Regions from separate parts of the Mus musculus genome. Here regions 1, 2, 4, 5, 6 and 7 are each linked to region 3. Evidence: chromatin loops called from intact Hi-C (ENCODE). Cell type or tissue: heart. All regions are shown on one strand. Each heading gives the region's core, and the rest is flanking DNA. Links, peaks and the distances in the headings are about the cores only. Region 1 overlaps Lrmda (leucine rich melanocyte differentiation associated). Region 2 overlaps Kcnma1 (potassium large conductance calcium-activated channel, subfamily M, alpha member 1). Region 3 overlaps Zfp503 (zinc finger protein 503). Region 4 overlaps Kcnma1 (potassium large conductance calcium-activated channel, subfamily M, alpha member 1). Region 5 overlaps Lrmda (leucine rich melanocyte differentiation associated). Region 6 overlaps Lrmda (leucine rich melanocyte differentiation associated). Region 7 overlaps Lrmda (leucine rich melanocyte differentiation associated).

Region 1 (4,319 bases), core at 163-4,162, 450 kb before region 3:
GAGGATTTCGGCGGTTTTTCTAGTTCCTTTCACTCAAGGATCCTAGCCATCATCATTATTATTGTTGTTGTTATTAATAATGATAATGAAATAAACTATGCAAATGTGGAGAATGGCTTTAGCCCTAAAACGCAGGCAGTAATGTGGTAATTTATCCAATAATAGAATCGCAAAGTGATTTTATTTGCTTTTATGGCTCCTTTCTTTCAGAGGAGCTGGGCATCAATAATGGCGATAGTAATGAAATCAACTATGCAAATGTGGAAATCGTTTTTGTCCTAATGTACCAATTTAGCCAGCGAAGAAAATTCAACACAGCCTGATGGGTCTCCCAACACCCTGGAGCCAGGGCTGCAAGGCCAGCCGGTGCTCAGTATCCACATAGGAGGATTGTTTGCTAAGAGCAAAAGCCCTGTCAAAGTCTGCTCTGTGACAAAACCTTCCTTCCATAGTCAAAGTTTTAGGAAAAGCCTTCAATGACTTGAAAAAGAGAAGAATTTTAACATGGGAGCATTATGTAGCTTTTTGTTTGTTGGTTGGTTTTTGTTTGTTTTTGTTTTATTGTTTGTTTGTTTTATTTTGTTTGGTTTTGTTATTTTAGACAACCTCGTTAGCCCAGGCTGATCTTGAACTAACTATGCAGCTGCAGATGACCTTAAACTTCTGACCGTCCTGCCTCCACCTCCCAAGTTCTGGGACTACAAGTGTGTACCAGCTACCATTGATTTATGCAGTGCTAGGGGTCAAACCTGGGACTTTGAGCATACCAGGAAAGCACCCTGCCAACTGAGCCACACTCCCAGCCAAAGACGCATTGACTTTAACATGATTCCTTTCTAAGGAAGAACCCCCATAAGTAGGCCCCAGGGTAGACAGGGGGCTGCCTTGAAGGTACCACTTAAAACAGACCCTCTTGATCCAGACTCTTTCCCTAACCATTTCCTCTTTGTGAAGCCCCATTTAATTTGTCTCTGATATATACTCCGAAGGAGTATCTCTCCAGCTAGCCAATAGGAGAGTGGGAGGCCTCACAGCAGTTCTAGATAACTTACAGAGCCGACCTCTAAGCTCTGGGTTTGTATCCCTCACTTCTCCCCTACATAATCTGGGATAGCTCCTTCCATGATAGGCTGCAGGGAAAATACACAACAGGATGCAAGACAGACTCAGAAGGCTTAGAACTCTGGACAGAGGTCCATACAGCCGTCTCATTAAACTGCAGACTGAAAGGCCTGTGAGATCCTTGAAGGCAGAGGCCTTAGCTTATTTCTTCTCTGTATCCCCAGAGCTTAGCACAATACGTGCCCAGTGAGCACTGAACAGAGAAAGGAGGGGTGGATGATACACAGAAGTAGACTTCCATGAAAGAGTGTTCTACCCATGCACACTTAAATGCTCAAAAGAAAAAGATGTGCACATTTAATGAAGCTCGAGACCCAGGTAACCTAAGCTTTCACTCTAGGCCTCAGTACTGGTCCATGTTTATAGATTAATGAGTCCAGCATCCAACGACACTTCCAACCTCCAGCCTATTCCCAAGCCTTAAAACTCCAGTGTGGGGAAATAGCTCTTCCACTCTGTTCTCCAAAGATTCTGAGCTCCAGGGCCTACAAAGGACCTCTTCCAGGGCCTCTTTCTTGGCCCTGTTTCTGAACAGAGCGATGGCTCTCATACACTGTATATACTGGAGGGACAGCTGGATTGCAGTTATAAGTGGTGGGTGACTGAGAAAGCTGGGTGTCTGTGTGGAGGCCTATGGAAATGGAGAATGGAGCTGGATCCATAAAGACAAGGGCAACAGAACTTCAGAAGGGGATCTTATTTGGACTGTAGGCCAGAGTCCCACCACTGTCAAGGATGGATCTATGTATGGATCTCTACTTCCAATCTCTACATGAGTTTATTAGTTGTCAGCCTCGGTCACTCCCCTGGGGCTGGTGACAATGTTGGAAAGTGGCTAGCTGAAGACACGGGAGAGAAGAAGTGGACCTGGCACGCAAACCTCAGGTTCAAAAGCAGATGGTTGATATTTAAATAATAACTAAATGAAAAGAAAACTTCTGCAGTCGGTTCTAATTAATTCACAGCCAACATTTTCTCCTGTTCTATTAGTTGCCGTTACAGCAACACATCTTTCATTAGAATCATTAACATAATTTGATAACGGATGGTATTTGATTTCTGACTTTTGCACTTTGACTTGAAGCTTGCTGCAAGATGTAATCTTGTTGATTGGCTTTTTTTTTCTTTCCCCCAATGAACACTCACATGACATTCCTTTGTTAACTGTAATTAATGTTCGCATTTGTCACAAGTTGTATTATTTGGGAAAGCAGTTGTGATGATAAAAGATGTGACAGAGATGCACACATGTCCTCTTCTCCAGAATGGCTTCATCCTCACTTAGATCGGCATGGCAGAAATAAATGAAATAAGTCAAGCATGGATTTGTTTTCACTGTCAGGGTGTATTGTTAAAAGAGATGCCTTTCGGAGAAACCAATGCAATTAGCTTGAGAGAGAGAGAGAGGGAGAGAGGGAGAGGGAGAGAGGGAGAGAGAAAGAGAGAGAGAGAGAGGGAGAGAGAGAGAGAGAGAGAGAGAGAGAGAGAGATTAAACCATGAGTGAAGTATAAAGGCAGACAGGGACTCTGAACTGAGGTTGAAGGAGCAAGGATGCTCTACCTCGTGTCCACTAATAACAGGTCTGAAGACAGAGGCTACTCTGGGACCAGTAAGGTCCCAGCTATATCTGTAGAGTCAGTGGCTCACACTGGTTTCCTCTCAATTTCATTCCAGGGAAGATGACATAGTCCAAGAACCCAAATTCCTTGTATGATCCAGGAGATGTAGAGGGGACTCTGTGAGGAGAGAGGCTTTCTTTGAAAACATGAATATTTAACCCAGATCTCCAGAAGCCAAGTCAAGATAGCTATGGTGACATAGGTGTATAATCCCAGCACTCCTGTGATGAGATGGGAGGCAGAGACAGGGGAATCCCCCAAAGCCTGGCATACAAAGAGACATGTAATCCTGTCTCCTCTCATGGCTACATGTACATGTGCACACAGCATGCATGCTTGGACATACATTCAGGATCAGACTGGAGCTGCTGTACAGTCCCCTTGGCCTGACAGAAATGGCCACTTTGAATCCAGATGGATGTACATATGAACTGCTGGGGTTAGGGACCATGGCATGAGGGAGGACCCTTGTTCATGCAGGACTGAAAATCGCCCATGGCAGCCTCTTCTTGCCCAGGCCCCTCCTCCCCTCCTTCCAGTCCAGCCTCAAAGGGGCTTCCGCAGTTGTGGACTAATGGCCTGCATTTATTTTAAAGAGGCTATTTTGATCCTCAAGAGGTACTTAGGGGGAGCTGGGAACCATAAACACCTCCTTTTTAAAAAATTTGTTTCCTTTTTCCCAGCCTGTAATTTAACTCTGACTGGCACCACTCAAACCAAGTGTTCCCGGCACAGACTGCCACCAAGTCAGCCCTAACATGAGCACAGTTTTATGGCCCAGTTAGAAACCCCTTAAAACAGGGGTTTGAGAGGGAAACATTTGACAGACTTAACTCTCTCGTGGTGCAAATGTGCCACAATGACATAGCAATTAGTTATTGAAAATACGCAAAGGGATTACAGGCAGTTCCAAGTTGTTTCATAAATATGTCCCCTTTTGGTATACAATCAGTAATTATATCATTCTTACTCGACTGTAAACTTCCTGGCTATGATTTATATCTCATTGAAATCAACACAAAAGTATTTGTTTTCTCCAAGGAAGAGCTCAGACTCTAGTCTCCCAGACTCACACACATCAAAGCTGGAAAACTACTGTTCTGTCTCAGCAATGTAAATAACATCATCCACCGACATGCATGCAAATGAAGACAGAGGGCTCTGTCCAGAAATATTTTTCTTCTGGGCCTGATGTGGATTTGCATATTGCTCCCCAGAGAACATTCCTTCACTGGAGTGGAGTCAACTGGAGAGGAAGATGAGGCCCAAGACCATTTTCTGGACCTTGTCCTCACCCCCACAGAATGAGTGTTTTGGAGAGACTAGGTTATACTGGATACCAAAACATCCATCACTTGCCCATTCCTATCTAAGTCCAGGGTGCTACAACCACTGGCCATAGCTAGAAAGGTCTAGGAGAAATCATGACCTCTCTGGCGAGGTGGATATTCTTAGCTGTTAGATACCCAAGGTCCTGGGATATGATAGGATAAATAGCAACTACACAGTAACGGTCTGCGAGACCAGCTGCTCAAGTAAACAGAGCAGGTGGGCTTGCATGCTACCTCTATTATTAG
Region 2 (4,319 bases), core at 95-4,094, 1.4 Mb before region 3:
CTCCGACCCTTGATCCTCTTGATCCAAGTGTCTTACTCAGATCATGGGGAGGATGTAAAGCAATTTTTTAGACAGACACCATTGCTTTTAATGTTGATATGGCAAAGTCTGAATTATAAATACCTTCCATCTATAAGATGTTATATTGTTTTACATGGTGATGAGGAAGTTGTGGGGAAGATATGTCACTGATGCTGTGGGCAGAGAAACACTACCTGTCATTTTTTCTGGGGGTGGGGTAGGGAAGATCACCGAGACGTGATAGCAAAGGAACGCAATTAAGGTGTTTCAATGCTAAATCAAGGAGGAATAATCGGTAGATAAAATCAGCGTGTTTGTGTTAGGAAGCTGAAGTCTGGATTGGGAGGACCTCAGCATGACATCTTCCTGGAAGTACTGAAATCTTGCCTTTCCAATATACTTCCCTACCCACAAAGACTCATATAGGTGTTGAGAGCCACCCTTTTGGTTGTTGCCTGAGCTATTTTTGCAGTTCTTAGAGATTAAATCTCAATAACTTTTTGAAATTAGAGTGTGTTTCTCTCGGCCGAGTGGGTCATAATGTTCTTCTGCTTCCTTGGCACCCAAAGAACAGTTCTGCCCTCCCCTAAACCCCAGAGCATTATCATGTGATAGTGTGGCTTGAGATAAGATCAGGGTCGACAGAGGAATTGTCATTTTTCATTTCTTGGGCCCCTTTGATCCCATTTGGGGTTTATATTTTCTGAGTGAAAATACAAACCCTATTGCATTCTTCTGTCCTTTAGAGTCTTTTATTATTCTTATTTTTCCCCCTGTTAGAGATCTAATCCGAGTCTTAAGTGGCGTGGCCATTAGTTATCACCACCAGATTCACAGCCTACCTGCACTTTAGTTCTCTTACTACTGAACAGAAACCTCCCCTGATGCACAGCAACTGCTGGCTGTGGAGCTACCATCCGCATCTCATGGGTACTTGGTGTTAATTTATTTCACAGTTTCCTTTGCAGATATAATCAGACACACTATCACATCCCGGCTTCTCCTCTTTATTGTGTTCCTTTGCTATCACGTCGTCTCGGTGATCTCCCCCCCCCCCCCAGAGAAAATGACAGGTAGTGTTTCTCTGCCCACAGTATCGGTGACATATCTTCCCCACAACTTCCTCATCACCATGCAAAACCATATAACATCTTATAGATGGAAGGTATTTATATAAACGCCTATAAGGTATTTATAATTCAGACTTTGCTATATCAACATATTTCCCAAATGGCATTGTGGTCAAGGAACTTGTTCTCCAAAAATGGGGGGAGTGGGGAGGGGGAGGAGAGAATGTTCTTTTCTTTCTCAATTGTAAATAAAGGAGAAGTTAATAAGGGGAAGCCTTGCCCCTGATTCCTCCATATTTTGAAATGCGCGTTGTGAATCTCATGTTAAATGATCAGTTGTATTAATAGCACACTGTTAGAACAAAAAGGAGCTCTCTCTGTTGATGTATTTGGGTATTTACTGGGTGAGTTACAGAGCTTTGTGTATTAGAATTGGTTTGTCAACAATTAGCATGCTAGGTTTTTATATAACCTATACTTCAGGTAACAGAAGATTATTAAACTTCAACCAGTGGGTTAGAAATCTGCTGACGGGCAATAAAATTCTTACGTATAACAGCGCTGGAGAACTGCAGTTGTACAGCTGCACATTGAGGCTTAGATTGTGAGATAGATGGCCTCAGATCAGGGGGACTTGAAATATGAAGTAACCAGAAGGTGGCACTGCAACCCTATAAATGAAATGCTCCCTCCCAGATGGCCTCTAAATGCCTATCCTCCTGCCTCACTTCCTGCCTTTTCTCTTTCTCTTGATTCTCCTTTATTTCTCTAAGATGGATATCTGAAACTCTTTTTGCAAGAGATATGCATCCATTAAAACAACACCTCTCAACTTGCGATATTTCTTTTAAATCCAATTTGCCCAGTCTAATGCTCACTTGGAGAAAGTTCCAGCTAAGTAAACATTCACTGAATTTAAAAGACAAAGACCCAGAAAGCAGAGTCAGCCTCCAGTTGCCTCCCCACCACCCTCCCGCTGTTGCTGAGTGGAATGGCCATGTCTTTAATCTATTGGTTATACAGGTTAATTCCCACAGTACCCATCAGGATATGGAGGGCATGTTTATAAAGTTAATAAATAGACTGGATTAATATCCGTCTGAAAATAATTCCAACTTGATGCTGTCTCACAAAGAATTACCAAGTTAGAATCCATGTTCACCAATGGGTGTTGCTTTTCTCTATGGGGCCAGAAGTCAGTCCTGACACATGGCATAAGGGTTTATTTTTATGTCTTGTTTTAGATTTCAGTAAAATTATTTTTAGAAAAAGTGATTTGTTTTTCAACCTGGGCATTATCAATGAGCCAAATAAGACTACCAAAATAAATATTAAATACTTTTTAAAAACATAACTATAGGCAACAACTGTTTATTTCTTCTATCTATATGTATAGCCTATTTTCAAATTTATTTTTTAAACCAAAGATACATCTTTAAAAAAAAAAAAAGAAAGAAAGAAAAAGAAAAGTACAACATGTGATAAATACTGCCTTGTTTACGAGACAGACATTTTTATTGAGAGAATAATTTACCTATTTTCTTTAGTATTCTACCTGTTAGTAACTTGGAAGATATACTTTACTTATGTTGTAAATGAATAATAATTTTAATTCATTAACTTTGAGCGTCCATTAGGACATTTCTGTGCTGGGCTTTTGAAACTTCCAGGTATAAGTGGTGGGCGCTGGCCAGTGCTGGACACTCTTTGCCTTGCCTGTGTGGTTTACAAAGTGTTATTAATCCGACCAAACCACACAGCACATGGTGGGGAAGCAGTTCCCTGTCCAGGACTCTACTTCCAAGAACTGATTTTGTTGACAATGACTTTTCAGAAAACAATTGTCATTAGTTTTCAGTAAAAGCTGGTCCCTGCTGGCCTCCCTTCCAGATCTCTGCCCAGACGACAGGAAACAACAAGCTGAGAGTCAAGGATAGGTTGATCACTCAGTAAGACATCAGCTTCCTATAACCCACAGAACCCTTCTCCAAGAGGTTCAGTAACTTTATCTTGCCATCAGTTCCCCTGCTCGGGATAAGAAATGTCCATGGCAGACCCCTGCACTTAGGTTGTATGCGCTTCTAATATGTCTTATCTTGGACAAAGTTATAAGTGTAACTTTGTAGCAGCCTGAAGGAAATTGGGCTGAGCTAGGCAGGGTTTCATCATTTTCTCCAACGAGTTTACTTCCCACCCACCAGAATAAAGGGGAAAAAAGTTTAAGATGATCTGACTTGCTCAGGTATTGTCCAAAGTCTGTCATTCGGGATGTGAAGTTTTATAGCATGTATCTATCCAAGACTCTTTAGCTGTGTGCTCAGGTACCCTGGTTGTTCCATTCACAGTGATCCTCTTAGAATCCTTATATTAGTATTTTCAAGGTCTTTGCTTTACTCGTTGCTTCCACCCTCTGGTCTCTCCACACTTTATTATTGCCCATTTCTACATTATTCTCAACTGTGTGTATCCGCAGAGGACCATGATCTTTGGGCACACAGAAACCCAGGCTGGTATGTCTTCCCATCTCATTCTTGTCTCTAAACTTATTTTCTGTGAAGGTCCCACTGGGTAAGACTGACTGTCTGGGGTGTGTATTGATCTCTGATGTGACATTGTCATATAATTCTTTTGTATGGCTAGGTTTATATAACTTGTGTATTACATATTTGAGGGTAAATCTGTCTTGTTTATCTAGCTTAACTTGTCATTCTCATTTTTTTGATGTCTTTTGGAGATTTAAAAGGAAAGTACAAGAAAAAGCAAAGTCCTGAGGTTTCATTTAATTATTACTTTATTTACTTATTTATTGCTTCATTCATTCATGTATGTATATATGTATGCATGTATGTATAGAATGTTGGGAATTGAACCTAGGAACTCGTGTTTGCTAGACAGTTATTCTACTCTTGAACTTCATCCTCAGCCCAGTTTTCCCAAGGTTTTGGTTGAATAGACAGGCATGAGACTCAAACATTGGCATTCTACAAATTTCCCTGGTTCATTTCCTTGGAAGCCAGAACTTTAATCGCCAAAGCAAATCAGATTTTCCCTGGCACAGCAGTCTTTTTTTTTTTTTTTTTTTTTTTCCTTTTGTAACCTTCTAGGTGGAGTCTGGTAGGAAGTATTAGAGAGTTATTTTGTGGCTGGCTAGTTATGTGGCCTTTAGTCAATGGCTGGCTCCAATTATATTTCCCACATAATAGGAGACAGCGTTCAGGCTCAAATCAT
Region 3 (4,319 bases), core at 87-4,086:
AACGACGAAGAGAAAAAAGAAGGAAGGCGGTAGATGACAAACGTAGAATAAATGTCCATCTCGTCCGGGTAGCGAAATCGAGGGAGGGGACAAGCCGAGGGGCGGCGAAGAGGGAGCTGCCCATTAAAACCAGCTCTGAGATTCCTGGCGGTGGCGGCGGCGCGGGACGCGTCACATCCCCTTGACCCTCCAATCACCTCGGGCTCCCATTTGATTGGAAGGCGGCAAAGGCTTTAATCTCCCCCTCGGTGCAGCTGCTTTTGAAGTGAGTTTCCTCGCCAGAGCCCGGGCTGGACAAGCAGCGACACACATCGCAGAGCGCAGCGCCGGCTCGGGGCCGGGAGAGCGCAGCGCAGGGCGCAGCCCGAGGCAGACACCGCGCACCGCGGGGACACTCCCGCAGTCTGTCCTGCTCTTCTAGCCCCATCACGGCTCCGCTGCGGGCCACCCAGGATTATTCGCTTCTGGCTCCCGGCGGCGAGAAAGCGCGCGGGGCTCCCGCGTCCGCCGCGCCAGCTCCTCCTCCAGCTGCTCCCGCTCCCCGGGCGAGCGCGCAGCCCCGAGCCCGCCCCGCGCATCTCGGAGCCCTCCCCCCGCTGCTCCCATGCGCGCGGGTGGGTCATGAGCACAGCGCCCTCGCTTTCTGCCCTAAGAAGCAGTAAGCACAGCGGCGGCGGCGGCGGCGGCGGCGGCGGCGGCGGCAGCGGCGGCGGCAGCGCGGACCCTGCCTGGACCAGCGCGCTTTCTGGAAATTGCTCCGGCCACGGCCCAGGCTCCTCCCCGGCCGGCAGCACCAAGCCTTTTGTGCACGCTGTGCCCCCCTCTGACCCCCTGCGCCAGGCTAACCGCCTGCCCATCAAGGTGCTGAAGATGCTGACGGCACGGACTGGCCACATTTTGCACCCAGAGTATTTGCAACCCCTGCCTTCCACGCCCGTCAGCCCCATCGAGGTAAGGACCTTCTCTCGGGGTCAAGCTGAGTCCCCTACCAGGGCTGCCTTCCTGTGGGGTTTCTTTCCCCCCTGGGATCTGGGGCTCTCGGAGTGGGGGTGGGGGCAGTCGAAGTGATTCAGCTCCAGGATGGGAGGAAAGGACAGTACTTCCTCAACCTTAGTCAGTAGAGAGCAACGAGATGAAATTGGGTGCAAATTCTAAGGGGCAAAGCCACACAAACTTGTCTCCTTTTTGTATTAAAGTCCCTATGTACCTAGCCCTCCCCCATCGGCCCCTAGGCGGACAAGGGCCTGTATACTGTTCCAAAGTCGCCTTCCTCAGAAGCTAGTATATTTACACAGCCTCGGAGGCGCCAACCACTCAAGCACTCACACTTTAGAATCAAGGAGTGTGTGCTGGGGAAGAGGGTACAATTCTGGATCTAAAGGGATGAAAACCAAAACATTTGCGAGAGATTGTTTCCAAATCTAAGTAGTGACTTAAAGAATTCAGGAAGGATCCTAGAGCGACCAGGGGGTTCTGGCATCTTTCCCAAGGATACGGAGTGGGGTGCCACTTAGAATTGCGCCTGGAAGTTGAAATGCTTTTCGCGGGCTGTTACGAAGGGCACTAGAACCCTAAGTGCAGGTTTCTAAAGGGTTTCTCTCTTTCTCTGTGTGAACCCCTCCCCATCTGACTCCGCAGCTGGACGCCAAGAAGAGCCCACTGGCGCTGCTGGCTCAAACATGTTCGCAGATAGGGAAGCCGGACCCTTCGCCTTCTTCCAAACTCTCCTCGGTCGCCTCCAACGGCGGCGGCGCGGGTGGTGCAGGCAACGGAGCTGGGGGCGACAAGGACGCCAAGTCGGGCCCCTTGAAGCTGAGCGACATCGGCGTGGAGGACAAGTCGAGTTTCAAGCCTTACTCCAAACCCGGTTCAGATAAGAAGGAGCCGGGAGGCGGCGGCGGAGGCGGCGGCGGCGGGGGCGGCGGCGGGGGTGTTGCTGCAGAGAAGTCAGGATTCCGGGTACCGAGCGCCACCTGCCAGCCATTTACGCCCAGGACAGGCAGTCCCAGCTCCAGCGCCTCGGCCTGTTCGCCGGGAGGCATGCTGCCCTCCGCCGGGGGTGGCCCGGAGGGCAAGGACGACAAGAAAGATCCGGAAGCTGGCGGCGGTGGCAGCAGCAAAGGCTCCGGGGGCGCCTCGGCAGACGGGGTACCCGCCGGGCTGGGGCACGGCCGGATTAGCTGCGGCGGCGGAATTAACGTGGACGTGAACCAGCACTCGGAAGGGGGTCCAGGAGGCAAGGCTCTAGGCTCGGACTGTGGCGGCTCTTCCAGCTCAAGCTCGGGTTCGGGCCCCAGCGCGCCCACCTCGTCGTCGGTTTTGGGCTCCGGTCTGGTGGCCCCGGTATCTCCCTACAAACCGGGCCAGACAGTGTTCCCTCTACCCCCTGCGGGCATGACCTACCCAGGCAGCCTGGCTGGGGCCTACGCTGGCTACCCGCCCCAGTTCTTGCCACACGGTGTGGCACTCGACCCCACTAAACCTGGCAGCCTGGTAGGGGCTCAGCTGGCAGCGGCCGCAGCCGGCTCTCTTGGCTGCAGTAAGCCAGCGGGTTCGAGTCCTCTGGCCGGGGCGTCGCCTCCATCAGTGATGACAGCTAGTTTGTGCCGGGACCCATACTGCCTCAGCTACCACTGCGCCAGCCACTTGGCCGGGGCTGCAGCCGCCAGCGCCTCGTGCGCTCATGATCCGGCCGCTGCAGCAGCAGCGCTCAAATCGGGATACCCGCTAGTATACCCCACGCACCCACTGCACGGCGTTCACTCCTCGCTGACGGCTGCGGCCGCTGCGGGCGCCACACCACCCTCCCTAGCCGGCCACCCCCTCTACCCCTACGGTTTCATGCTCCCTAACGACCCGCTCCCCCACATCTGCAACTGGGTGTCTGCTAATGGGCCGTGCGACAAGCGCTTCGCCACTTCCGAAGAGCTGCTGAGCCACTTGCGGACCCATACGGCCTTCCCAGGGACAGACAAACTGCTGTCGGGCTACCCCAGTTCTTCGTCTCTCGCCAGCGCCGCAGCAGCAGCCATGGCTTGTCACATGCACATCCCCACGTCGGGCGCACCGGGCAGCCCAGGGACTCTGGCGCTGCGCAGCCCCCACCACGCACTGGGACTCAGCAGCCGCTACCACCCGTATTCCAAGAGCCCGCTCCCCACGCCCGGTGCCCCAGTGCCGGTGCCTGCCGCCACCGGACCATACTACTCCCCTTATGCCCTCTACGGACAGAGACTGACCACTGCCTCCGCACTGGGGTATCAGTGAGGGCGGCCCAGAGGAATTTGGAAAGAGGAAGGATCTGGGGGATGGGAGGAGCGAGGGAGGGGCAGGACCCGAGCGAGGTTCCTGACACCCGCAGGGGCAGAAGACCCGGGCTACGGAAGGGAAAAGAAAGTTTAAATCTTACCTATCCACCCAACCACAGAGATCGAGAGAGCCTGGATGCGAAACTTCTCCTCCACCCCTACTCCCCCAATCAAACTTTATAAAAGTTGAAAAAAAATCATTTGACTTTTTATAGAAAAAGAAGGAAAACTAATTGAAAAAGTGTTCATCTGAGGACTTCGCCGGTGAACATTGGTATTTATTTATGTTAGCTCCAAGCGGACCCGTGGTTCAAAAGTGCATTATTTAGTTTGAGCTCCGTAGGTTAAAAGGAGGAGGGGGGGAATTAAAACTCGAGGGTAAATATGTGGAAAACAAACCCTCCGATCCCTTGTAGAGTATAAATAAAAACAAAGCCGCTACAGAATTAGGGGTCTTCTCTTTAATGTTACTTTAAAATTGCTATGATTGTATTGTGCGTTCTTATTTAATGTCTGATTGAAACTCAAATTTACATGCATGTTTGTTACAAAAAAGAAATGAAAACGACGAAACAAAATAAGTCACAATTTGTCAACTCTGATTTCAAATTGCAATTATTTTTAAGGTGTATACCATCGAAAGAGAATGGGTATTTTTTTGTATGTATTCTGGAAGAAAACAAAAAAAAAGGAAAAACAATTCTATTCCAAAACCTCATTTGCCTTATTTTGTTCTTTAAAAGGAACACTTAACTATTTTTAATTTTTAAGTCCACCCGCTGAGAAGGGGACAAGGTTTACGTCATGTGCTAAAATAATAGACAATGTATCGCTTTAAAGATTAAAATTCCGTATATTTGATGTATTAAAAGGTTTTACTTCTTATTATCTTTTTATTTTTTCCTTTTATTAAAGCGGTTTCAGCCGCTGCGGATTCCCGGGACCTCCCTAATATCTTCAGCCCAGGATCGTGGCTATGAATTTCCTACTGCTTTGTTGTGATTTTCTTGA
Region 4 (4,319 bases), core at 191-4,190, 1.5 Mb before region 3:
TCCCTCCTTAAGATTCTGCTCCTCTCTTCATCTCTTTTGGGTTTGTTCTCTGGAGGTCTTCTCAAGGATTGTATCTGAGATGGATTAGAACTCTCTTCCACAAAGTTCCTGAAAACTCTGGCAGGCTTCTCTGTTGGCTGATGTTGATGTTGGCTGAATTCCACTGGATTATTTAGTAAAGGAAGTCCTTGGTGGACACCTTGGTCTCCCATGTCAGTAGCTGTGGGGAGATTGGTCGTTAGGAAGTGATGATGGGCAAACTACAGGGTAAGGGAAAAGAGGATCCCTGAGGCTTCCTATAGTGTGTTCCCAAGCTACTTAGATGAGGCCTGCCACTTGTAGCTGTGATTCCCAGGCAAGCTATCTACACCCCCTAATGCTCGGTTTCCTCAATAGTGAGTGACAGTGGTGTTCTCACCTACCACCTGCATTAGCAGAAAGAGTGAAGAGGGGGAGGACGCAAGCAAATACTTAGTACATCAAAAAGCCCCAGCAGTCCTCAGGGACCACAAATGGTGGGTGATCCTGGCGAGGACCAAGATGCCCAGGATGGACAGTCTGCTGTTTTGCTGGCATATGGTTTCCAACCCCGAGGATGTCATCCCACACACCTCAAAAGGCTAGTTTCACCCACAACTTTGGAAGTGTTTACTCATTCTTGTCCTGAACTGTCAGAATCAATGCCAGGCAAACCGGGAACTTGGATTCCTCTCTTCAGTTATATAAATACAAGCAGAGAAAGCTCCATTCCTCATGCTCCACCCAGGAAACATGATCGCAGCCTTTGTTAGGAGGCCTCCCTTACGAATTCCCCAGGCTGAGCAACAACAGCCTCCATCCTGCCCTTTTAGCGGTATGCTCAGGATCCAAAAGCTAGCAGCCATCAATGCCACTGACATGACACTGTGGCTGTGCAGTAATAGATCTGAAAGTGGCTGAAATGGCCACATTTCCATCTCCAACTGTGGGGCCTACTGAACTAAACTTGTCAGTTTCCCAGTTCCCCCAGATGATCTTGAAGGATCCTATGAGAAATTAGTCAGTATACATCAAACATCAGCATGATGGTGTGTGGGTGCACTGCGTACATACTGTGAAAGTCTCAGATGTCACCATTGTTAACCTTCTAAGCCATTAGAAAGTAGATAATATATTACCCAAGAGAAAGAAATAGGCAGAAAGAGGGCAGTGTTACCATAGATGGATTACCCAAAGAGAAGGATTAGCTTCTGCGGGGGTTGTGTCTTAGGGTTTCTGTTGCTGTGAAGAGATATTCTGACGGCAGTAACCCTTATAGAGGAAAACATTTAATTGGGGCTGCCTTAAAGTTCAGACGTTCAGTCCATTATCATCATGGTGGGAAGCATGGCAGCCTGCGGGCAGATGTGGTGCTGGTGAATGGGCTGAGAGTTGTACGTCTTGATCCACAGGCAGTAGAAGTGACTGTGTACCACACTGGGCATAGCTGGAGCATATGAGATCTCAAAGCTCACCCCTACAGCGGCACACTTTCTCCAACAAAACCACACCCACTTCAACAAGGCCACACCTCCTAATAGTGCTTCCTCTGGGCCAAGCATTCAAACACATGAATGTATGGGGGCCATACCTATTCAAAGCACCACAGGCTGCATAGGGCCGGGAATGGGAGAACAGGAGGTGGGAGACAGAGTTCTTTTCTGCAAGATGAACGTGATGGAAACACCATTAAATATAACTTCAGGACAACTGGCATTTAAATTGGGATTGTATGCTAGATCGCATTGCTGAATTCAGTTCGTTTTCTGATATACAGATGTGTCCAGATTCTACTGCATGGTGTCTGCTCTTCGGAGCAGAATGCCGCGGTGATTAGAGGTTGGGCGGTGATGTCCACAACACAATGGCTCAAACAAAACAAATACAACCAGAAAGAATTATCACACTGAAGAAAATAAGACATACTTGCAGAGATGATGAAGTCATGGGGAAATGTCAATTTAGGTGAAGGATACACAAATTTTATTTACTCTTCTCTCTGGTTTCTTTTTAATATATATTTGAAGGGTTTTGTTTTAGACAAGTTAAGTTTTAGCAACGTTTGAGGGGTTAATGTAGGGTCTGGCTGTGATTTTCCTACAGACTCTGTTGAGAGCCTCATTCCTGACCAATGTTTCTCCCCTGAGTCAAATTTCCTTATGATGACAGCAGCCTGCTTCTGCCCCAGAAGGGAGACTGTGACACCATCGGGCAGTTCCATACGGGTCTTCTCTCTGTAACTTTGGGACTCTTCTTGTCTCCTTTGTACAGTAACTCCATCAAGCTGGTGAATCTGCTCTCCATATTTATCAGCACGTGGCTGACTGCAGCTGGATTCATCCACTTGGTAAGTAGCTGGCATGGAGCAGGCCCTTGCTAGGCCGTTTTATTACTTAACATTTGTTTTCTTGGAAAGAGACAAGTTTAGCTGTACATACAGGAAAGTGGGACAAGCTACTCAATTTTCAGAATTCCCTACCCTTAACTTCCACCCCTCAAACTGGTTCCAAATAGTGAGTAATGTTCCTAGGACCAACCGACATCTTTCAGCTTCACCTGTATTGCTTCAGGGAGACTTGCCTAGTTTTTCACTCTGTATGCAATAACCTCAGAAGGCCACAAGATGGCAGTGCTTCCACAGCAAACGCCCAGGAAAAGTCTGGCACCTATACTGAAAGTTTGAACTTCAACAGCTCTTTGTAAACAACAAATGCAAATCCTGGGATCTGTCCCTACTTCTCTCGCACAAAAAAGCTGCTTTTGACTGTCTTGCTAGATGACTTCTCAAGTCGTTTCAAAACCCCCAAATGGTTTTGTTTTTGTTTTTTTGTTTTTAAAAACTAATGACTCTTTGAATGCTATTACCAAGTCAAACCTTTCCTACCTCCCCAAGGCAGAGTTCTCTAGCCTGCTTTCAGAGAGAATAGTTACTATGAAATGTACATTTCATCTGCACATAAACTGTTACAATCAGAAGAAGCCCCCACCAGACTATAAAACTTAGCATAAGTGACTTTGTTTCCATCTGCTAAACAAGATAATTGTGGATTTTGCAAGAGTCCTATACATATTTTAATTATGTGTATGCCTGTGTTTTACTGTAGGGATATGTGCACATGTGTGGATGTACCCCTGGAGGGAAGCAGAGGGCTTTAGGCTCTCTAGAAGTGAATGCTGGAAATTGAATTCCAGTCCTTCTGCAAGAACAATGGTTCCTAACCATTGAGCCACGTCTCCAGTCCCTGTGTAACTAGTCAACCTTCACCTTTTATCATTCAGTTCCTTCTGAAGCCAATTGCCAGTTCTGGGCTCAGGTTCCCCAAATCCTGCTGTAGCCCCCACTCTTTGCTCCCTGCTGGGCTTCAGCCAAGCTCACAGAACTGAGCATCTGCGCAGACCTCAGGAACTCTGCAGCACAAGCAGAAACTATTGGCTCAAGGGCCATTTTGAAGACGTCTGCAGCCATTTCTCTGATGGTGTGTGTGTGTGTGTGTGTGTGTGTGTGTGTGTGTGTGCATGTGTCTGCAGTTTCCAAGAGGTCACTTCTCTTGTTTCGGAGGAAATTTCCAAACCTCGGAGCTCAGAATTGCTGGTGGGCTCTGGTGAAGAAAGACAAGCAGTCCCAGAAGCAGAGATGATGCTTTGGATTCAGGCTGTAGATGTGTCCCAAAGATGTTGGGTCTGGTGTTCTTAGTTACACGAATGAAAGGAAAGTCTAGAGTCTCAGCAGGAATCCCCAAGGGACTGGCAGAAGGAAGCATCTAGCACCTGCCTTAAAGAGATGCTGTAAAGTGTATCAAGCATCAGCGATGCGTAGGAAAGCACACCAGCGCTGCTCCTCCTCATCCCTGTCCTGATACCCCCTGGGGTTTCTGGTGAATCATGCCTTAGTGACTAGCAATGAGAATCATCTATTCTGTACTGCGAATATGAAGCGTATGTAAAAAACAACTTTCAGGAGCTCTGGGCATCCTGGTTTGCATATACTGTACATATGAACATCTGATGGCTTTCTTTTCTCTCCCTCCCCCCTCCCTTGCTGTAGGTGGAGAATTCAGGGGACCCATGGGAAAATTTCCAAAACAACCAGGCACTTACGTACTGGGAATGTGTCTACTTACTCATGGTCACAATGTCTACAGTGGGTTATGGGGACGTTTATGCAAAAACCACACTTGGACGCCTCTTCATGGTCTTCTTCATCCTCGGGGGACTGGTAAAAAAAAGCCCTCTTTCTTATTGTATCTATTTTAATGATTATTAATATTTTCCAATGCCCACTTCCTTAGACATAGTATTTT
Region 5 (4,319 bases), core at 117-4,116, 830 kb before region 3:
TGCTTTTGAGCTTTTGAGCTTACTTGGGTCCATTGCAGCTACCGGATATTCCATCTCTTCCCAGTTCTCTGGTGACATCACTTTGGTGTCTCAGAGTGGGGTTGATGGTAGAATTTCCAAATGGTGCAGATTAGGGTTTGATGTATAGGCCTGCTGTTTTGCTAAATTTAAGAAGGTAGTGGAGGAAATATTAATGATGCAGATTAAACACAATAGGGTTCTGTATCTATATCCATTAATTATGAATAATACAAAAATCTGAAGAAATAGCCATCTGATATACAAAAGCCGTTTCCAACTGGGTAAAGTAGCTGCTGGCATTGATGAATGACTAAAGTTGTGATGTGCTCATTAAGATAAAGGGACAAACAGCAGCCTGCACTCCTGTCAGAGGTACTCTTGTTATCAATTACAACCACAGATACAGGCAGCAGATACCAGAGTTGGGCCCAAATCATTCTAAATGTCTGAGAGAATCAAGCAGCTGGATAAAAATTTGGGAGATTATATACGCTTGCTTAACTTCTACCAACTATGTTCTATATATCTATAAGGTAAATTAATATATAATAATTTATGTATATGTATGACATATTCATACATTTTATACAGAGGCCTTGCCAAACATATATCCAACACACACACACACACACACACACACTATATATATATATATATATATATATATATATATATATATATATATATAGTCTTTTAACCAGTAACAACATAGGGAGCATGTTTGAAGTTGTGAAGGAAAGGGGTTATTTTCTGGCCCAAGAAAAAACACAACAATAACAACCTAATTAAGCTTCAAGGATTCCACCTTTGACAGTTCCAAAATTTGTGTATTGTTTTCCTCATTTTCTCTGCTCAATGTTTCCAAGATTTAGAGATAGGATCTTTTTGGCTGTGTGATTTTACTTTTTTTTTACTTAAATTCTTTAGGCCATACTATTCTTGACTATAAAACACAATGGTAACAATAGTTATAAGCAGAAGGAAAAAGAAGAGCAGGAGGAGGAGGAGGAGACCAAGATACAGTAAACATTTCTGGCTACTTTGTGCCTATAACTGTGTTTATCACTTTCCAAGTATTTATTAACTCACTCAGTCTCCAGCAGTACCCTACAGTTACAACTCCCAGTTTGGTTTTATAGAAGAGGAAGCTGAAAACCAACCAAGTTAAGAAATTGGAGTAAGACCTCATTCCGGTTCTTGAGTTACCAGGAGCGCTGGAGCTGAGCCAGAAATCCAGGCAGTGTTCCTCCAATAGCCCCTGCCTGGACTAGCACAATGAACGCAGACCCTCATTAGTTAGTATCAAAGGAGACACTGATCTTTCCTACCACTTATAACATATTAACTACGGTTTCTTTGTGTTCCTCTAATTTCATACCCTTACAACTTGACTCTAAGCTTCTTAAGAGACAAACATGCACAGCTCTTCTCACCCTTCCCAGCATCCACCTGCAGTGTGTGTAAGTGCCTACTCAATGAATGTGCTTTCATGCACCGTACATCTCACTTACTGAACTCTGAGGCCCTAAGTGATAACCAAAATCAGTCTACAGATGCACTGTGTAACTGCAAGGGATTAGCCATCTTCAGCAAATCACTGCCAATGGCATTTTCCATCTGGTTTTGTAGGGCTGTCGTGGAAATAATATTATGTCATGGTAGTCCTACAGGCTTGATTTATTTTGGCTTAAAAGGAGGAACTTGTCTCATGTGTCCTTCTTCCTCTCACAGAGGTTTTTATTTTTATTTTTCCCCCCTTCTCAAGGGCTGAGGGTCAAGTTCTGTCCTTGGAACCAAAGTAGTTTTCCAAAATGAGGTGAAGCAGCCTTGTCAAGCTGGGCCAGATCTGCTGTCAGAGCCTTTCCCAAATACATCAGGCCCTCTGCTTGTAAAAATAAATTGATACCAATGCACGAAATTTATTAGGAGATGACAGCCCGGTTCATAATGGAAATATGGAGAAAACATCATCCTTCAAAGCTGACAGTTTATCCATCATGCCTCAGATTCCTGAGATAGAAGCAGACGCTGTCACATGCAATCCGCTGAGGACACATCTTCTTGGGTTTCCTTATGACAGGAAACTGAAATAATCCAGAAGAAGGGAAGGGCTTGTGCTATCCTTAATGTGCTCAGCCATATATTTTCAGCATCACAGAAGGACCATGTGGCCAAGGCAATGAATGATGGAGGAAGTAGGGCGGCTGGAACTCTCAAAGGCCTCTCCTTTTCTCTTGGGGGTGATGAACTGGGGCAGAGGTCACAGGGGGTTATGGACCATGGTGATGGACAGCAATGCCCTGCTATGCATGAACAAAACCAACAGGTGGCAGAACAGCCCTGAGCACAGGCCACAGCTGGCTCAGCTTCAAGTCTGAGGTCATCTTGCCCTCCCTACATATTCTGCTCAGTTTTTTTATGTCTATTGATAAATTGGAGACAATTTAGAAGAGCCATTTTAATGAGGGATCGATGCAAGAATATTTCTGGGGATCACACGGGGCCTGATTCTCTGCAAGCTTAATGAGACAACCTGCTGCACCTTGTATGAAATAATTGTGTATTCAAAGCTCTTTTGCAAAATATAAGTTTGGTAGTAAATTAGAATGAAGTAAACATGATATTAGAGGAGAAAAAAATTATTATCAATTTCATTTAAACATATTTATATTTCAGACTTCATTCTTTGGAGGTTCAAAGTTATTATGGTTAGGAACTTTTTAATGTATTTATTTTTAAATACTTATGTTTTTATGTATTTGTATATGTGTGTGTGAGCCTTTATGGGTTTATGTACACCATGTATGAGTAGGAGCCTATGGAGTCCAAGAGAGTGCATCCGATTCCATGGAATTGGAGTTAACATGTGGCTGAGAGCAGCCAGGTGGGTGCTGGTAACTGAACCCAGGTCCTCTGCAGTGGCAATAAGTGCCCTTAACCCCTGACCCATCTCTTGAGTCTCTGGGAAGCTTTTTAAATGAGATAATTCAAACTTTCAAATGCACAGAAAGTTATCAATATGAAACAGAAATCTAAACAGATAAGGACAATCTTAATGGCCTCTTAGTCTATTTTTAAATATTGTGTGTGTGTGTGTGTGTGTGTGTGTGTGTGTGTGTGTGAATGTATGCCATGTCTGTGCACACAGAGAGAAAAAGAGGACACTGCATTTCTCAAAGCTGAAATTACGGGTAGTTGTAGGCTACCAGACAGAGGCTCTGGAAATGAAGCAGGAGCCTTTTCAAGAGTAGCAAGTGCTCTCCACACTGAGCTGTCTTGCCAGGCCAACCTGAAATTGTTAACCCAATCTTTATATGAGGAAGGAAAATCTTAAAGGTTCCATTTAAATGTGAATGTGGCTGGGTATAGTGGCTCCTGCTTACAAACCCAACTTTGGTAAAGTTTTGGAAGGGGGTTGTTAAAAGTTCAAGGCTAGTCTTAGCTACAGAGTGAGTTCTATGTGAAAAGACTTATCACCGTGGGTGGTGGTGACTCAGCTCAGTGGGTAAAGGTGCTGGCTGTTGAGCTAGACACACTGAATTCAATATCCAGAGGGACCCTCATGGTGGGAGGAGAGAACTCACTGCTACAAGTTGTTTTCTGGTCCAGGTGTACACAGCAAGATACATGTTCAAACATGTACATCACACACACACACACACACACACACACACACACACACACACACACAGCCACATGCACCAATGAATACAATTTTTTAAGAATTAAAAACTTATTATCCAGACACTTACACATCAGTGCTTGCTGTGGCATTACTCACAGTAGCTAAGTTATGGGAACTACCTATCTGTCCAACAGCAGAGGAACAGAGGAAGAAAGCATGGAGCACTTGCACAATGGAACATTTCAAGCCATTAAAAAAGGATGAAGTTACACCATTAACCGGGAAATGGATGCAACTGAAGTAGCTACAGTAAGTGAATAAGTCAGCCTCAGAAAGATACGTACTGCATGTTTTCTCTTCTTTGTGGATCGCAAGGTTTGTAAAGATACAGACAATCATATATGTACAGATGGTGTGCAAGTACAAGAGAAACTCACTAGTGCAACAGACCAAGGGGAGGATCGATGTGAGAAAGGGGGTGTGCTCAGTGTGCGTCATCCACTTCCACAGAAATGGCCTATGTGACACAGAACTAAGTGCAATAAAAAATAACCACATGAATTTAAAATAAAAAAAGTGACTAAGGTACAAGGCATCTTTGCTTGAGTGTCCGACTAGTTAGGAAACCATTACTACATACAGGACACTGCAAATAAACTGTCATGTTCGCTCT
Region 6 (4,319 bases), core at 68-4,067, 460 kb before region 3:
ATTCCTGAACCTCTTCCCCCACAGACCCTGAATCATGGCAGATACTTAAATTTTTCCAACTGTTGTGCCTCCAGCTTCTGCTAACAGACTTTTACAAAAGCTGTCCCTGAAAGCCCTCCCTTTCCACAGCTTCCTAGCAAAAACCTTAGCCATGTTTAGATCCTAGTTCTGATGTATCCTCTTCCAAGCAGCCTTCCAAGATCCTATGTGCAAAAGATGTTCCACTTTGTTCCTTCACCCCTGAACTCCTCAGCATCTATCAGGACCAGCCTCTGTCCAAGGGAATTTGTAGACTGTGAGACATACCTTAGCATGTATGATAAAAATAAAGATCCAAGAGAAAGGACCTTGGAGGAGGAAGGAGGAAAGACACACAAATAATATCAAGCTCTGTAGCACTGTGGGCAGCTGGACCTTCCTAGAGCTCAGGGGACACAGGAGGCTGAATAGAAGGCACCGAGCTAACCCCATGACAGAAAACTGTCACTGGCACAGGCAAGGCTTCTCTTGAGTGACATTCCTAACCTGTCCTGTTCCAGGCAAAGGAGTTTTAGGGCCATGCACTGGAAATGGCAATACTGCAGGGACACCCACAGCTTCTGCTGCAGCCTGCTTGCCTGCCTCAAGCGCCCAGCAGGATTCTGGGCTGTCATAGATACTTGGCAAGTATTCACAAAGAAACCCATTTTTCAAGTTCTTTGAAGGTGGGGTCTGCCTTTTATTTTCTGCCTGGCACAGTAGATAAGAATTCAAATCACACATGCTAAGTGAAGAAGGTTGCACAGTTTAACTTAATCCCCCACCTCCTGGCTGGGCTGGGACCAGGCTATGTGAGCTGAGCCCACACTTCATTTGTTCCTCTCTCTAGTTTGCACATGCTTATTCAGGCACACACTGCAGACCCATCCCAGCTCTTGTGAAGCTTAGCACTGGATTCAGTGAAGAGGTTCAGTAATCTCTCTGGAAAATGCACCAGTGACCAGAGGAACAGCACAGGAATGCTAGAAGATTCTAGGTCATTCCTGAATATGCTTGCTTTCCTGCAGTTTCTGGTGTCTTTGCTATTTAGGAACTGTTCTACTGTATCTAGGAACTGAGGTAAGCATCTACCAGGAGAGCTGCAGTTACCCCACCATATCTCCCATGCTTCTTTGAAATCATATCACGAAAAGGATATGCCAAGAAAGTGCCTACAGACCCAGTCATAGCCAAGGACTCAAACAAAGACAAATTATGTAAGCCTGAGCAACGGCATCAGGCAAGGGAAGGACAAGCCAGGTTTTCCAGCCAATTTCAGAGCAGACCAGCTGCTCTGCATCATTGAGATATCTGCCTTCCTAGGACACCAGACATAGGTCACCCATCAGTCATTCATCTTTTTGATGAATTGTGCTGTCCGGCATACCCTTTCCAAAATGTGCTTCTAGATGGTGAGGGTGGCTCAGGGTGACTGTTCATGCCACATTCAGCCCCCACAGCCAACTGAGTCTACTCTCTGAACTACAGCAGGAAACGCCTACTTGTCATCTTGCTCCAAGCAAGGAACAAAGCAACCCAATGGTGTATGAACTGAAATTTGCCTGGGGAGAAGCATTCCATGCCTGAGTTTATTGAGACCTGGCATCCTTGGGACCTGATGGGGAGACCAAGGATTTATGGGCATGACTCAACTCCGATATGCTTCAAACCACATGGCTAAAAATGAGTACAGGAGACTTGGCTGCTCCTCAAGGCTCTGTTCCCTGTTCACAACATCTTGAACAAATCATGTCTCTCTGGGCCCCCATCTTCCCCTCTAAAAAAATGAGAGAATCACCTCGATGTCCATTCCCCTTTGTGCCACATGCTCAAGTTTAGTCATGAGTGACACAGCACTTAGCACTAATATCCTTGCTACGGGATTTGCATGTCGATAAGGGAATTGCATTCATTCTATTTTTCCACCAAGATGCTGTTAGAGTAAAAATGCCTCAGGATCCCCTGCTCTGATGAAAAGTGTGTGTGTGTGTGTGTGTGTGTGTGTGTGTGTGTGTGTGTCTGTGTGTGTGTGTTATAGTTTTAAGTAGAATGAGAAACAAGAAAAGGAGATGAAGGATTTGAACCTAGCTCTTTTACCATGAACTTGATTTTATTCCATTCATGCAAAAGAGCCACATAGGAATCATTCTGACCACCAGAGGGCTTTCCACACTGACAAAATGCATTAAAAAAGACAGAAGATGGTGAAATTAAAAATTGGAAAGTTCCAAGTTACACTGTTGAGCTCTATAAAGGACTGGGCCTGAATTAAATACGATTAAAAAGGAAACCCGAGGTTTCCTTGAGTTTGGCATGTTTCTCTATATAGTGGGGAAGAAAAGCTGCCATTCTTCCTAAATGTCAGAAAAACATTCAAAGTACTTGTCTGGGCTGGGAAGCCAGCAGGACATTTCAAACGATCTATTGCCGTTTTAATCACGGAGTCAGTTATTAGTTCCCGAATGCTAGAGCATGGTTTGCACCCTTTGGCTTCTTCAGTTGAAAGTCAGAACTGCCCTCAACGATAGTGCACTGCAACCCTCGAGGCCATTCATGTGAATGTGGAGTGAGAGTGGGTGGGCTACATTGTGACGTCACAACAGACTTCTCCTGGGGAAGATGACAAGCTTGGTGAAGGGTGAGCCTGAAGGTATCGAAAAGAGACAGCACTTAAAAGGAAAAACAGCGCTGAGCGTGGAGACCACTTCCATCCCCTGAAAATGCAAAAATATGTAAACAGAACTGCAGATATGCAAAAACTGAAATTTCCCTATAAGAATTTTCTTGTATTTTATCATCATAAGCTAAATGCCAAATAACTGACGAAATGCCTGATCAACCTTAGATCGAAATTCTTAGCATTTACCAATAGTCTGGCTTAACCAATGATATGGCCCTTGGCAGAAATAAAAGCAACACGAAAACAAATGCCATACTAGAAAATAAAAAAGAACTCAGGGCTGGAAAGAACACTGATTGTTCTTACAGAGGACCTGAGTTCAATTCCCAGCAACCACATGGTGGCTCACAACCATACGTAATGGGATCCATTGTCTTCTTCTGGTGTGTCTGAAGACAGCTATGGTGTGCTCATATACATAAATAAACAAAACTTTTAAAAAAAGAACAGAAAAGAAAAACCAAACTCTTACTGTAGCCATATCTGCACCATACAGGGCAGCCCAGAACCATGAGGTTGACTGCTGCCAGTATCCATACCAATGACAATGGACAAAGCCGTCCACGCACTTCAGCCTCTTCCTTATGAGGGTAGCACAATTCCCATCATTCCACAGTTATCCAAGTCAATAACAGCCATGGAAAATCTGGCAAAGGGTTCACAGTCCTCTCCAAATCCAAGAGAGCCACAGGACTGTTGGATAATTGCTATACTAGCTGGTAATTCATCTGACTCACGGCCCCATTGGGTGCCATGCTTCTAGAAATATCCTCATTAGTTAAATCATGTTTCCCTTTTCCCCTCCTCAGGAGTCAGACTCAGAGCTGGCGGGTAAGGAAGAGAGCTACTTATCCTTGGCATACCCCAGGGCTCACACTTTTGAACCTGTTTGGCATGCTTCAGGAGAATCAAGGTGACACTAGCTCCCTGCTCCCAGAGGGGATTCTGAGACCCAATTTCTCCTTGCCAAGTCCAAGCAATGGCATTGACAAGAGAACTCAGGTCACTGTGGCAATCCTGCCCTTCTCTTGCAGGGCATTTTAAACCTCTGACCAGGTAGGAGGTGTGGCTATTAGTGGCAGTTCCACTCTTGCTGTAAAGTATCCCCACAGTCAGTACCAGGCAATCAGTCTTTAATGTCAGCCATAACCTTCATAAATGGGTTTGTAACGAGAACCCCTTGTTTGTCACAGGGAAGGTATGATTGATGCGGCCTACGAGTGAAATGAAGCCGCAGTGACCATCTCAATAACATGAACAGCTGCCAAATATTCATTTAGCAGAATGAGTTTAGAAAACTTTGAGCAGATTGCTTTCACAAGGCTGCCTTCAACAAAAGGAAACATAATTAACGAGCTAATATCAGCATGTGTCTGGCTAAGCTAATGAATATCAAATTACACAGAAACTTGTATAAATCATCATTACCCTGAATTTTAATTGAACTTGCAATTAAACATGACAAATTTTATATACACTAAACCTTTAATTTATACTTTCAAATAAGGAATAATTTATCATTTTTAGTATTTCATAGTTAATTTCCCAATATGTGCACTTCCAATTAACAAGGACAGACAGGCATTTAAACACACACAAACACCACACACACACACACACA
Region 7 (4,319 bases), core at 262-4,261, 1.1 Mb before region 3:
TTTTTGGCTTCTGGCTTACATGTGCTAACATGTGTAAACTTGCCTGGTAATTTTCCTTTGAGAAGGTGCCAGTTATGCACAGTTCTGTTTTGACAGTTTAACTCCTTACTTGCTTCTTAAATACCAAGTCAAATATTTTCTGTTCTTAATATTCTCCTTTCTACTTTCAGAAGAGTATGACTTCATTCCCATGTAATATTCCTCTACCGGCTTTTGCAAACTATGAATATAGTCCAGTGACGTCTTATCTTTTCTGCCATCATTTAGTGGTAAGAGCCCCATTTCCCAGAGTAAATTTGTGTGTTGTTGAATTACAGCAGGAGAGGTTGAGCTGTCTGGGAAAGTTTGGTCACATTTTACCATGTTTATCTCTGGCTGATTTCATTTTATTTTTTTCATTATTTCTACCAAGGTTAATCCCACCCTATGAATTCGAGATCTTGGGATGTAAATCGCGGGTCAGTGTTTTTATCTATGACAAATCATATTAGATTCAAGGTTCCATTGATGCCAGTTCTTCCTCGGGCTGATTATTTCTACTGGCAATGCTTATCATAAATTAAAGGACAGCTTTTATTTGTTTCTTAGCACCTGGAGCCCAATGTGGACATTCTAGATGTAAAACAAGATTCAAGTTATGGGGTTATGACAGGATGCTTTCTGTAAACACAGTGAACACAGAGTCAGATCTCACAATATGGCCATTAATTCAAAGGTTAGGATGCAGACAAAGAGCCTCTCAGATTAAACTTAGAGAAATGTGTGCTTGGCCTCAGTGCTCAAACACTGAGATGGCCTGAAGGGTGGTTCATAACTATCCCTTGAGAGTCTAGATTGTGAAGCCTGCTCAGCCGGATGCTGGGCCATGTCAGGCCTCACCCTGTATCTGAAGGAAGCACAACACCAGGGGGAAAGGCTCTAACTGTAGTGAGGTGACTGTGACGGGCAAGCATCCTTGCCTCCAGACCAGGGAGGCTGGACAACTCAGGGTGAGAGTGAGCAGACAGGTTGACATGTCATAAAGCAGAGTCTGTAGGAAATATGCTCTGGGCTCCCAGGGCAGTTGAAATGAGGCTTGTCATCTTAGGAGGAAAAGGAGTTAGGAAAGGGAGGACAGGAGGACACACACACACACACACACACAAACACACACTTTTTCTACATAGCAAGACCAGTTTTCCCTTTGTGTATGCAAGTTTTAGACATCCTTGTCCATTGATCAGACGCCCAGGCACCATCCCTGCTGTCTCTCCTTGAGCCCACGGATATCATGGCCAGGTGAAAGATACTCCAGACCTTCTGAACCATCACAGAACATGTATCCACTAAGAATCCTAGTTAGGAGAGCCACTGGGCCTTTGCTCACATGTCCTTTCCAATTTGTTTGCAATATGAGCAGGCCCTCTATGAAAGACCCTCGGAGCCAGCATCTATCTCTCACCTCCACTCACAGAATTTTGATCAGAATGAGATATGGTAGAAATAAGAGACCAAATCTACTTTCCTTGCTTGAACAAGTCCCCTCCCTCTTCAGAAATAAGTTTGTAAATCTTGCTGGGCCAAGCTTTGTTTGTTTACTTATTTGCCTTTGCATTGTCAGTTCTGTTCTGTCCCAAATAAAAAATGAGAGCAGAGAACACCCTTCTTCCTGATGTCCGAAAGAGCAGTTTACTTACGCCCAGCTGTTAGCATTACTTTGTCCTTCCCTGAACTCTTTAGTCAGACACATAATGCTAAGTTCTGCTTTTATAGCTTATTTTTCAGGTGTATTATTTATTTGTTCAGTCTTCTTCACAGGCACAAGGGCCTCCCGAGAACTTCAAAGATCACCACCAACAGGACACTGGCTCATCCTTTGCTGCTTCTTCACGGAGGGCAAAAGGAGCTGTAGAGTGGGCCAGCAAGAGGGGCATAATGGATGTGAGAAGGGCTAGATTCCAAGGTGCACGCTAAGATGGGATGCAAATCAAGTGTAGTTCATCAGGTGCCTTTCCAGCAGCTCCTGGATGGATCTCACCCTGGCTGTCATTCAAAATGGACAGTGCTCATGTGGGAAGACTTCATGTTTCTGTTTCAAGAGAACGAAGAAATCTTTCAGAAAGGAGACAGGGGCCAGAGGGTGTGTGTGAGGAAAGTACAGAGGGGAAGAAGGGGGAAAGAGAGGGAAAGGGAGAGAGAAGTAGAGGGGTGAAAGAAAAGTAGAGGGAGGAAGGAAGGGAGACAGAGACAGAGACACAATCACACCCCCTCCACCACTCCCAATATCTCTGTATTTATCCTTTCCACTTCATCTTTTGAAGTCAGAATCGTAGCCACTAGAGGGCAGCATGCAGTTAGGAAACAGCCACGGCTTTCTTTAAATAAATAAGGGCAACTATTCAGGGAAGGCCATTAAAGCCACACTGTGCTTGTGGTCACCAATTACACGTTCTGTAATGATCAATATGTCATGTTTACCCAATCTGAGCTGAAGGCTATCTGGGACTGAGGCTACCAAAGGCCCCCCTCTCTATGACACATTTAGGTTCCTTCTGCCTCCGTTTCAGGGGACTAGTCTTCCTTACCAGCCATGGTTAGTTTTAGCTCAGGGCTTTGGTTTTGGATTTGTTTTTTGTTTTTAAATACTACCTGCACAAATATAAAGAAGCATGCAAACCAATAAAAACAGATCCTCTCTTAGAAAAAGGAAACAAAAAGCACTTGTACCATGGGCACTCCCCCAAAGAAAAGTGACATCCATTGGCGTGGAGTTACCATTCTCTGGGAGCATATTTTAAGTTATTTTTATTTTTTGACTCAAGTGACCATTGGGTCAATACACAGAAATCATGGCTGCTGCTTTTTTAAAGGCAGGTTTTTCTTGCTTAAAACCCAATGAGTGTCTTCCGTCCCTTCTCAGAATATCTAGTCCAGAGTCATCACTCACACTGAGAACAGCAACCGAGTGACCTCCCATACTCTAAGAGACATTGGTATGTGCAGCTTCCACAGATATTAAGCCCAACCTGGTTTTAAAGTCCAGGAAATGGCATTCTAAACTAAAATCACATGGAATGAAAATAATTGAGAGGATTCAACCCAAGATGACAAAAACCAGTTACTTGGTTCTTCTCCCTCCACCCCAAGTAACACAGCGCAGAGTGCAGCAGAAGCCCTAGCAAGCAGGACAGGGCTCCTGCCCTCTTTCTAGGCATTCTCTCAATGTAACAGTCGTGTGACAAAGCAGCCACAAAGGAAAGGTGGGGCCCAGTTAATTAATTAGATTATTATCTCATGATTAAGTGGAAACTTTGAGTTCTCTCTCACCCATAAAAGCAACAGTCTCACTAGATTTGCCAGAGTGGCTGCAGTTGAGGGTTACCAGTGAGGATGACACAATCAGGAAGTAAGATGGGGGTGGGGGTGGGGGTGGGAGAAGTGAATGCTACTCAGAAACACAGCATCCTTCCTCTGCACAGACTTCAGAAGGGTTCAGACAGCAGATTCACACACACACCACCAAGCCCAAGCTACATCTTAGGTGTTCAACAAATAATTTGTATAGACTGGTGATGGAAGTCAGAAGGCAGCCTCATCTGTCATTTTTTCAATTTATTCTATCTTTTAAGACAGCCTTTTGGGGGGGGGTTACAGATTACCCATTCAGCTACAGTGGGTTTCCAGGACTCTCTAGGCTGGGGTGATAAGTACATAGCAATATGCCTGGCTTTATCACGCATGCTTGTCTTAAGAGATGGAACATGACTCCTCAGGTTTGCTTCCCACTGAGACGTCTCCCCATATCTAAGTTGATATTTGTGGACTGAGCACAATGGCCTAAGGGTGCTTCGGAGCCCATACATTTGACATGCCAAAGAGTTGGGTGTCCTCTCCCTAGGAACTGGTTCTCCTTGACTTTCTCTCCATGGGGACCATCCCCAAAACTTCCAATTTAGTGGGTCTGAGTCTGGGACGAGAAATTTGTTTCTTTTGGAAAATTCCCAGATAATGTTGCAGAATGATCTTTAAGAAAGTCTGTTCTAGAACAACCTAAAGGCCCCTCCCCACCCTGCCCTTTTCTTTGGTAAAGTAAATGCCCTCATTTTTATTCATATTTAAAGTTAGAGACACAAAGAATCTGGCTAGTTGAAGATCTTACTGTATTGCACTCTAGTAAATAGAAGTTTTATTTGCTTCCCAAGAGCAGCCAGAAAACAAATGGCACCTAAAACAGATAAGTAATGACTGACTGAAGCGAGGGACAGCTCTTGTCTAGCACAGTATCAGGCCCTTAGTTCAAACTTCAGCACTGAAATAAGAAAAAAAAAAAGATGCACAAT

The links. A loop is a pair of places that touch in the nucleus more often than their neighbours do. Peaks named below come from ENCODE experiments on the same cell type or tissue, not always from the same donor. Only the 100,000 strongest peaks of a DNase experiment are listed, where the experiment ranks them.
Region 1: it touches region 3 in a loop (2.7-fold over the local background); 14 of 42 quality-filtered maps call a loop at or near these places.
Region 2: a loop joins it to region 3, with 3 times the contacts of the local background. A loop is called at or near these places in 18 of 42 quality-filtered maps.
Region 4: it touches region 3 in a loop (3-fold over the local background); 2 of 42 quality-filtered maps call a loop at or near these places.
Region 5: it touches region 3 in a loop (4-fold over the local background); 21 of 42 quality-filtered maps call a loop at or near these places.
Region 6: a loop joins it to region 3, with 3 times the contacts of the local background. A loop is called at or near these places in 14 of 42 quality-filtered maps.
Region 7: it touches region 3 in a loop (6-fold over the local background); 15 of 42 quality-filtered maps call a loop at or near these places.

What each region holds. Positions count from the first base shown.
Region 1 is chr14:22,435,129-22,439,447 of GRCm38, reverse strand. All of the region lies in intron 2 of Lrmda (leucine rich melanocyte differentiation associated), which reads right to left. Among named protein-coding and RNA genes, the nearest start is that of 4930405A10Rik, 110 kb to the left of the region's middle. In heart, for the core only: no CTCF peak of the experiment used is centred there; no DNase peak of the experiment used is centred there.
Region 2 is chr14:23,398,708-23,403,026 of GRCm38, reverse strand. The region is part of intron 19 of Kcnma1 (potassium large conductance calcium-activated channel, subfamily M, alpha member 1); the gene reads left to right. Among named protein-coding and RNA genes, the nearest start is that of 5430425E15Rik, 110 kb to the left of the region's middle. In heart, for the core only: a CTCF peak has its summit at 1,741 (motif pointing right); no DNase peak of the experiment used is centred there.
Region 3 is chr14:21,983,836-21,988,154 of GRCm38, reverse strand. It overlaps Zfp503 (zinc finger protein 503), which reads left to right. Exons shown (of 3, transcript NM_145459.3): 2 at 1-951; 3 at 1,639-4,193. The coding sequence starts at 622. The coding sequence ends at 3,267. Among named protein-coding and RNA genes, the nearest start is that of A330001L22Rik, 3.5 kb to the left of the region's middle. In heart, for the core only: CTCF peaks have their summits at 131, 330 and 2,001; DNase peaks (open chromatin) are centred at 184, 904, 1,964, 3,164 and 2 weaker places; H3K4me3 peaks cover 4,000 bases; H3K27ac peaks cover 3,438 bases; H3K27me3 peaks cover 1,102 bases.
Region 4 is chr14:23,528,265-23,532,583 of GRCm38, reverse strand. Kcnma1 (potassium large conductance calcium-activated channel, subfamily M, alpha member 1) reads left to right here. Exons shown (of 28, transcript NM_001253364.1): 7 at 2,290-2,365; 8 at 4,064-4,234. Among named protein-coding and RNA genes, the nearest start is that of 5430425E15Rik, 20 kb to the right of the region's middle. In heart, for the core only: a CTCF peak has its summit at 2,634 (motif pointing right); no DNase peak of the experiment used is centred there; H3K27me3 peaks cover 458 bases.
Region 5 is chr14:22,815,541-22,819,859 of GRCm38, reverse strand. The region is part of intron 5 of Lrmda (leucine rich melanocyte differentiation associated); the gene reads right to left. Among named protein-coding and RNA genes, the nearest start is that of Gm30926, 16 kb to the right of the region's middle. In heart, for the core only: a CTCF peak has its summit at 2,337 (motif pointing right); a DNase peak (open chromatin) is centred at 2,299.
Region 6 is chr14:22,442,595-22,446,913 of GRCm38, reverse strand. The region is part of intron 2 of Lrmda (leucine rich melanocyte differentiation associated); the gene reads right to left. Among named protein-coding and RNA genes, the nearest start is that of 4930405A10Rik, 98 kb to the left of the region's middle. In heart, for the core only: a CTCF peak has its summit at 2,175 (motif pointing right); a DNase peak (open chromatin) is centred at 1,353; H3K27me3 peaks cover 283 bases.
Region 7 is chr14:23,044,584-23,048,902 of GRCm38, reverse strand. All of the region lies in intron 6 of Lrmda (leucine rich melanocyte differentiation associated), which reads right to left. All of the region lies in intron 2 of Gm10248 (predicted gene 10248), which reads left to right. Among named protein-coding and RNA genes, the nearest start is that of Gm10248, 48 kb to the left of the region's middle. In heart, for the core only: a CTCF peak has its summit at 2,316 (motif pointing right); a DNase peak (open chromatin) is centred at 2,322.